2 separate regions of the Homo sapiens genome follow, and region 2 is linked to region 1. A link is an interaction called in ENCODE POLR2A ChIA-PET data of the cell type or tissue named here. Cell type or tissue: PC-9. All regions are shown on one strand. Region 1 has its middle 70 kb from the start of SLC22A23. Region 2 overlaps SLC22A23 (solute carrier family 22 member 23).

Region 1 (4,000 bases):
AGGATGGTCAGATAATCAGTGAGGCAATGGGTGTCCAGGAAAAGCTTTGATTCCATTGCACAGTTAGGTCCACAACCTCTTGTCTTTCATTAACTGTGCACATTTATTCCCCACCAGTGAAGTCACAGAGATTAAGTGAAATTTTGCAGAAAAGAAAACAGCACAGAAGTGTTTGCAGCATGAGCTTCTCATTTTTACCTTTCAGGTCTCTTAGAAAGTTCTTTTACTTAAGGCACAGATTTTGGCATTGGAGAAGAGTGTTCATGTCTCTCTTACATCCTATGACATCTATAATTAAATTATAGATCCTGAACCATAGTTATTACATTTCTGAGAGAAGGAGGCAGATGGCCTTTGGTCTCACACCTGGGTTACAGGCAAAGGCATCCCCGATACTCATATTCCTACCTCTCTTCACTTTGGTGTCAGTTTCTAATGCTGGTTGTGGAGAAAGGGACAACCCACAACCAATAATGTGATGCTCCCTGCAAAGCTGCCCCTAACTCCACTGAGCATTGAGACAATCAAGATTCTCATCAGAGAGTGTTGTCCAGCAGCAGAACATTCTCCAGTGGTGGTGGTCACATTATGCAGCCGTTCTTTCAAATTCCAAGGGTATGTATAGGAGGCATGGGTGATCACTGCTGCTTGGAAATGGGGCTTCAACAACTAATGGAAAGCAGCAGACAACTGAGATTTAAGCAAGCGCTGAGAGCCTCAAGAGTGGGCAGGGCCCATGGCCAAGGTGCTATGCTGATGGGCCCCGTCCAAGAGCAAGTGGCCCCAAGAGCATCTGAGAACAGATGCACTTTTGGAAACCTCTGGCAGTGAAAGTCCTGGGTCCAAAGCCACTTTATACAAGTCTTTTGTTGTTCACTGCACAACTCTAGGGGGCACCACTCACTTTGCTATCTGGGGAACAGTGTTTCTGGGGTCATACAGTGCAAAGCCTGCAGAACCATGCAGCTTTGGACTTTTAGCGTGTCTAACTTCATCAAGGTGGACAATCTTCACCCTGCCAGCAGGACAAATTGCATTTTGATGGGGGCATATAGGCCAGACTTCTCCACACTTGGAACCAAGTGCTCAAGGAGGCAGGTGGTGAGCCCAGCAAGATCAGGCAGAGGCCTCCTGTCCTCTGGGCAGCCCAGCAAAAGCTCTGCTCCCCAGGGCCAGTCAAATGGGAGGGTGGTGATGGAGAGAATAGTCTCTGAATTAGAGACCCAAATTTGAATTCTTCCCCATGTGTTGCAGCAACAGACACCACTGCTCCCGTGTTTTACCACTTCAGTCCCCCTGTGACTACAGCCGAAGATGTGGCCATCTTGTGCCTCAAGAGTGTCCTGCAGGCCTTTTTGCTTTCTGCCCTGAAGAGGTAACGCCAGGCTGAAAGCTAGTGCAGACGTGTTCTCCTTTAGTTGCACAATTCTGGGGACGTCATGCATCTCATACAACCTTATGTTGACATCCCCTGTTTTCCTGTCCCTCATGCTTCCTGGGATCAACTCCCAAGTTACCTGCTTGTACCCAAGTCTGTCTCAGGCGCTGCTTTGGATGGAGCCCAGACTCAGAATGTTACCTCACTTGCCTGCACCTCAGTTTTCTCACCCGTGTTATGGGGGCATATGCATGGCTCACAGGTACTTTGCAGAATCCCTATGACATGGCCAACTGAGGTAATGCCTGGAAAACATCTTGCACAGGTGCGGCCATGGCAAATGCTCCACCCATGCCATCTACCACTGTTTTACTAGGAGGGCTCCAGCTGCCTGCCAAGGGGAGCATGCAGCCTTCCCTGCCACCTGACATTGCTACTCTCATGTTACACTTCTAGCACCTTTCATATTTTGATTAGCTGAGACCATTCCTAGGGAAAAACCCACTGCAAAAATAGACAGATAGCAAAATAAATAAAAACAACAACAACAAAACAAAAACAACAAAAAACCCCCAAAACACAAGCAACCTTATGGGTACTAGCTGGCACTTCAAAACTAACATTCCCCATCTCCCACAAATACACAAGAACCAACTGTAGCCTGTGTCTGCTATAAGTGGGTGATACACCGTCCTTTCAACTTGGAAAAACCTCTTCCTGAACTTAATAGTAACAGAATTGCATCTCATTCTTGTGCTTTTTGCCCACAGAGATCAAACAGGGACTTCACGATCTTTGCCTCAACAGGTCCTTGTTTCACCCCACCCTGAGCAGGTGTGTGAGAAATGGGAGTGAGAATGCCACTGTTTGCCCCCTCTGCCTGTGACATTCTTGAGCTTATTTGCTAAACAATTCCTTCTAGCCCATGCCCCCGTCACTGTGCTGCTGAAGAGGGCTGCTCACACCATGAAACAAAACTTTCCAAGGGCAGGATTCCCCGGGGGAATTTGGATATCAACCCTGGTTTCAACATGCACATTCCTGTACGTTCCATGGGCAGAGGTGGACATGCAGCTCCTGGTGCAGGGACTCGCCCAGCTTTGAGCTGTGAGTAAGCGTCCGGGCGCTGAGGTCCACTGCTCTTAACCCCCACTCAGCTGTGGGTTCACCCCGGTCTCCCCAGGCCTCCATGAGCCCCTAGCTAAGGGACTTGCCTTTAGTCTGTGGGCCTGGTGACAGCGAGACAGGTCAGGCTCTATTTTTGTTTGAATTTTTTTAAAGGTGAATTAAACCTTGCCTGGGGACCATGTAAGGTTGAATTCACCTTCAAAAAATTTTCAAACAAAAATTTTGCAGTTAGATTTCCAGGTAAGGGGATTCTCAGTGCCATTCTGGAGGCTGAAAGGGTTAATTAACGCCAAGTAGCTGAGAGATTTACTACCGAGGATCTTAGGGAGGGGATAGTTGCTAAGATTATCTAGATAATGCACACACAAGAAATCCCGAGGTAGGGGAATGAGTTAACTGGGCAAGGCCTCCTTTCCCACAGTGGAGCCCAGGCTGAGAAACATTTTTTCTCATTTTGGAGTCAGACGTTTTTGTGCTGGTGGGTGGAGTAGAGTGGGGGAGTGTCAAACTTTTCACATAAAGGGATGGATAGTAATTCTTTTAGGCTTCCTGGACCAGATGGTCTCTGTCACAATAGCAGAACTCTGCAGTCGGAGCAGGAAAGCAACCATAGACCATACGTGAGCCAATGGGCATGGCTGTGTGCCAATAAAACTTTATTTACAAAAACAGACTGTGGGCCGGATTTGGATGATGAGAGACCAAACTACAGAGGCCTATAGTTTGTTGATCTTAGATTTAGACTGTGACTTATATAGTCCTGTGCTGCATAATGATGTTTTGGTCAACAATGGACTGCATATAGGACAGTTGTCTCATAAGATTAAACATTGCACTTTTTTTTTCTTTTTGAGAGGGAGTTTCACTCTTGTTGCCCAGGCTGGAGTGCAATGTATAATCTCAGCTCACTGCAACCTCTGCCTCCTGGGTTCAAGTGATTCTTCTGCCTCAGCCTCCCAAGTAGCTGGGAATACAGGCACGCGCCACCATGCCCAGCCAATTTTGTATTTTTAGTGGAGATGGGGTTTCTCCACGTTGGTCAGGCTGGTCTTGAACTCCTGACCTCAGGTAATCTGCCCCCCCGGCCACCCAAAGTGCTGGGATTATAGGTGTGAGCCACCACACCCGGCCTTAAAACTGCACTTTTATTGTATCTTTTCTTTGTTTGGATACACAAATATTTACCATTGTGTCACAATTGCCTACAGTATTCAGTAGTGACCTGCTGTTCAGGTTTGTATTCTAGGAGCACTAGGTTGTACAATACAGCCTAGGTGTGTAATAGGTTCTACCACCTAGGCGTGAGTAAGTTCACTCTATAATGTTCACACGACAAAATTGCCTCATGACACATGTTTTAGAAGGTGTCCCCTTTGTTAAGTACATGACTGCACTCCTTCAGAAAGTTTTGAGTCTTGATACACAGCACATATTCTTAATAGGTAGTTTGCTCTCTAGGATGAGATACACAGGAATGTCATCAAAACCAAACAC
Region 2 (4,000 bases), 140 kb before region 1:
GTTAAGATGGGCTGGGCACGGTGGCTCATGCCTGTAATCCCAGCACTTTGAGAGGCCAAGGTGGGTGGATCACTTGAGGCCAGGAGTTTGAGACCAGCCTGGCCAACACAGCAAAATCCTGTCTCTACTAAAAATACAAAAAAAATTAGCCGGGTGCGGTGGCCCATGGCTATAGTTCCAACTACTTGGGAGTCTGAGGCACAAGAAGTCCTTGAGTCTGGGAGGCAGAGGTTGCAGTGTGCAGAGATGGTGCCACTGCACTCTAGCCTGGGCGACAGAGCAGAACTCTGTCTCAAAAAACAAAAAAAAAGGTTAAGATGGTAAATTTTATGGTATGTGTATTTTACCATGATCAAACAGAAAGTTGTAAAACACAGGTGCCTTAGCTGAACCACACAACTGACAAGTTTACTAAAAATTAGCTTTGTCCCCTACTGTTGGAGCTAATTGTCTGAGTTCCCTTACAAGTCTGGGCTCCTTGGGGAAGTCCTCTGAAGTCACAGCCCATGCTCAGTGCCAGCCACTCCTGACCAGGGCTGCCCACAAACACATGTGCCTGCAACTGGCCCATATGAAAAACAAAAACTCCCTGTCCTCAAAACAAACAACATTCCTCAGAGAGCACTCTGTTACCAGGACAGAGAGACGTATTAGAGCTAGAATACTGCAAAGGGAAATGTGGTCATCTCATTTTTTTTCACAGTTCTTTTCCAAAAAGAACATCCACAGAATAGCCTATTAGGCTGCCAAGATACTGCAACAAACACCCAAGCCCCGCATTTGAGCAGGACGCTGCCAGATGTGACACATCTCACTCTAAATGATGCGGCTCTCAAATTCCCCATTCATGCCCATTCCTGTGGTCACTGATGAGGGGACTTCAATCGGCTTGAAGAACTCACACCTTTCCACACCCCTCCCGGGTGTCTCATTACCTGACGAGGTGGATTTATTAATGATCTGGGTTGACATTAGCTGGGAGCATCACAGGGAAGCCAGTGTGCCCTGACAGTGCACGGTTAGGGGTTTAGAAACCCAAGGCAGGGGAGGTAGGAAGGGGAGGCAGAAAAGGCTGCTCAGGGTGGCGGTGGCCCAAGCTGGAGGGCAGACAAGCCTCAGGCTGGAGAGCGAAGGAGAAGGGAGAGCACGCTTGCTCTGTGTACGCCACACGCACAACCAGCCCTGGGGTCCCTGGATGTGGCACCAGGAGTTGGTGCTTCTCTTTCCTCCTCAAGAAGTTGGCTTCTCTGGAAAGTGGGGGAGGGTCTGAATAAAGCAGCCAACAGGAGGCTCCGGGTTCTGAGGCAGCCTTGTTCTTCCAGACACAGAGGAGGCTGGCACTGCCAGGCTTGGAGGCTGCTTGCTCCTCAGTAGCCGTGCCAAGCGTGGCTGGGGACAGCCCGAGAGCTCAGAACGGCCTTCCAGGGCCAACCCTCTTGCTCTACAGATGAAAAGAGTGAATCCAGGACTGCCGGGGACCTGCCCCAGGGTCACCCAGCGTGGGAGGGGTGGAGGCGGCAGTGGGACTGGGTCTCCCACCCAGGGCACCACTGGAAGGACATCTGGAAAGTCTGCATACTCTGATGCTGACACACGGACCTGGCAGCAACATGGGGAACAAGGACTTGCTTCCACAGGGCCGGCACCCCAGGGCGGGGCAGGCACCCCAGGGTGCAGCAGGCCTTTCTCTGGTTCGTCACTCAGACCACCACTCCAGCCTTTGAAATCAACAACAACCACACACAACTCTTCTCTTCCAACCTCACCCAGATTTTCACCTTTGTTTCTCAGAAAAACCCTACTAACCTTTAAAAAATACACACGTTTAGAAGAGACAGCTTTTTGAGGAGTGAGGAGGTAAACAGCAGTGTACCTAGCCACATGGATTATCTGCCCTTCATAGCTGTGAGTCCCTTTGCTGAAGAAATAAAGTGACTCACTCCTAACAAACTAAGTGGAGAAAGGGAAAACTAGTAACTGCAGAGGAGAAGCCTGGCAGACCCCATCTCAACTGAGGAAGGTTAGCGTGACCAGTGACAGCTCACGCTGACGTCAGAGCTCCTGCCTCGATACGACGCCATGAGCAGGGTGGTGCTCTTCCCCCTAGTCTGATCAAGAGAAAGTATCAGACAGACCCACATCGAGGGGCATTCTGCAAAATACCAACCCGTTACACCACTGTCCTCATCACAGTGTTAAGGTCACAAAAGACAAACCCAAGGAACTGTCACAGATCAGAGGCGACTGTGGAGACACAGCTACATTTAATAGAGTGTTCTGGAACAGAAAAAGGACAGTAGAGAAAACACTGGTGAGATTCAAGGAAAGTCCGTCGTTTAGTTAGTCCCACGACAACGTCCGTTTCTCAGCTCTGGGGACCGTAGCGTGGTTATGTGAGTTCACGTTAGCGGAAGGCGGGTGAGTGAAGGGCTTACAGAAAATCTCTGTACTGCCTTTGCCATTCCTCTGTAAGTCTAAAATTATTTTAACTGTACTGCTTTTGCCACTCCTCTACTTTAAAATGTTTTTAAAATATGGTGAACAAGTAAGTATATGTATATTTCATTCAAAGAGTTAACGAAACCCAAGAGTCGTGGGCTTCTCTGATAAAGTTCTCTGAGGGTGAGTGGCAGGAAAGGAGAAGGCAGGCCGCAGCGAGGATGTCCTGGCAGCCCACGACAGTCTGTGCCACGGCATCTCCTTTCGGTGGAATTCGTGCTGTTCCTGCTGCCTGAAAGAGAAGCCCAACAAGTCCCCTCTGGCAAGTGCAATTTTTCCCACCAGTTATCCTAAAATCAAATTAAAACCGGATGCAGGCTACAACCAAGCACTCAAATCACTGGTGCAGCCCTTGACTTTGTAAAATCAAAATGGCTCACTGGCCTAGATGTAGGGAGAGGGCAAGCCCGCCACAGAAACACAGAAGGGGGTTCATTCAACAAAGAACGAAGGAGACTCATCCAACAAATGTATCCAGTGCTTTGGAACGTGAGACTCAATAGGTCAGGTGAAAGTGCTGGTGTCACAGAGCTCACATACTTCCTCATGGGGGAGGGCAGAAATGCAATAAAATGCAATAAAATGCAATAAACAGAAACAAAATGCAATAAACAAAAACATCAGAGTGGAAAGTGTATGCAGATCACAATGCTACCATCAAACAAAAACAAAAAAGAAAATGACAAGTTTTGGGCGAGGATGTGGAGAAACTGAAACCCTTGTGGCCTGCTGGTGGGAATGTCAGATGGAACAGCCAGCCACCGTGGAAAACTGTGACACTTCCTCGAAAACATAAAAATACAATTACCATATGACCCAGCCATCCCACTTCTGGGTATATGCCTAAAACAAATGAAAGAAGGTACTCAGAAATTGTACAACCAAGTTCATAGCAGCGTTATTCACAACAGCTAAAACATGGAAGCAACTCAAGTCTCCATCAACTGATGAATGGATAAGCAAAATGCGGTCCATCCATACAGATACATGGATACAATGGAACATGATACAGCCTTGAGAAGGAAGAAAATCTTGTCCCGAGCTGCAGTGTGATGAACCTTGAAGACATGATGCTAACTGAAGTAGATCAGTCACAATAGGACAAATACCATCTGATGCTACTTATAAGGTACCTAGCGTTGTCAAATTCAAAGAGACAGACAGCAGAATGGGGGTTCCCAGGGGCTGTGGGGAGGGGGAATGGGGAGTTCGTATTTTTTGCAGACCAGAGTTTCAGTTCTGCAAATGAAAAAGTTCTGTGGTGGCTGCGGGCGTGGTGGCTCACTCCTGTAATCCCAGCACTTTGGGAGGCTGCGGCGGGCAGATCACTCGAGGTCAGGAGCTCGAGACCAGCCTGGCCAACATGGTGAAGCCCCATCTCTACGAAAAATATAAAAATTAGCTGGGTGTGGTGGAGCATGCCTGAGATCCCAGCTACTCAGGAGTCTGAGGCAGGAGAATCACTGCAACCCGGGAGGTGGAGGTTGCAGTGAGCCAAGAC

What was found. Peaks named below come from ENCODE experiments on the same cell type or tissue, not always from the same donor. Only the 100,000 strongest peaks of a DNase experiment are listed, where the experiment ranks them.
Region 2: POLR2A ChIA-PET joins it to region 1 with 5 read pairs; 2 of 35 experiments call an interaction of 5 or more read pairs at or near these places.

What each region holds. Positions count from the first base shown.
Region 1 is chr6:3,524,715-3,528,714 of GRCh38, forward strand. No RefSeq gene overlaps it. Among named protein-coding and RNA genes, the nearest start is that of SLC22A23, 70 kb to the left of the region's middle. In PC-9, no CTCF peak of the experiment used is centred here; a DNase peak (open chromatin) is centred at 2,397; H3K27ac peaks cover 1,129 bases.
Region 2 is chr6:3,385,222-3,389,221 of GRCh38, forward strand. The region is part of intron 3 of SLC22A23 (solute carrier family 22 member 23); the gene reads right to left. Among named protein-coding and RNA genes, the nearest start is that of SLC22A23, 70 kb to the right of the region's middle. In PC-9, no CTCF peak of the experiment used is centred here; no DNase peak of the experiment used is centred here.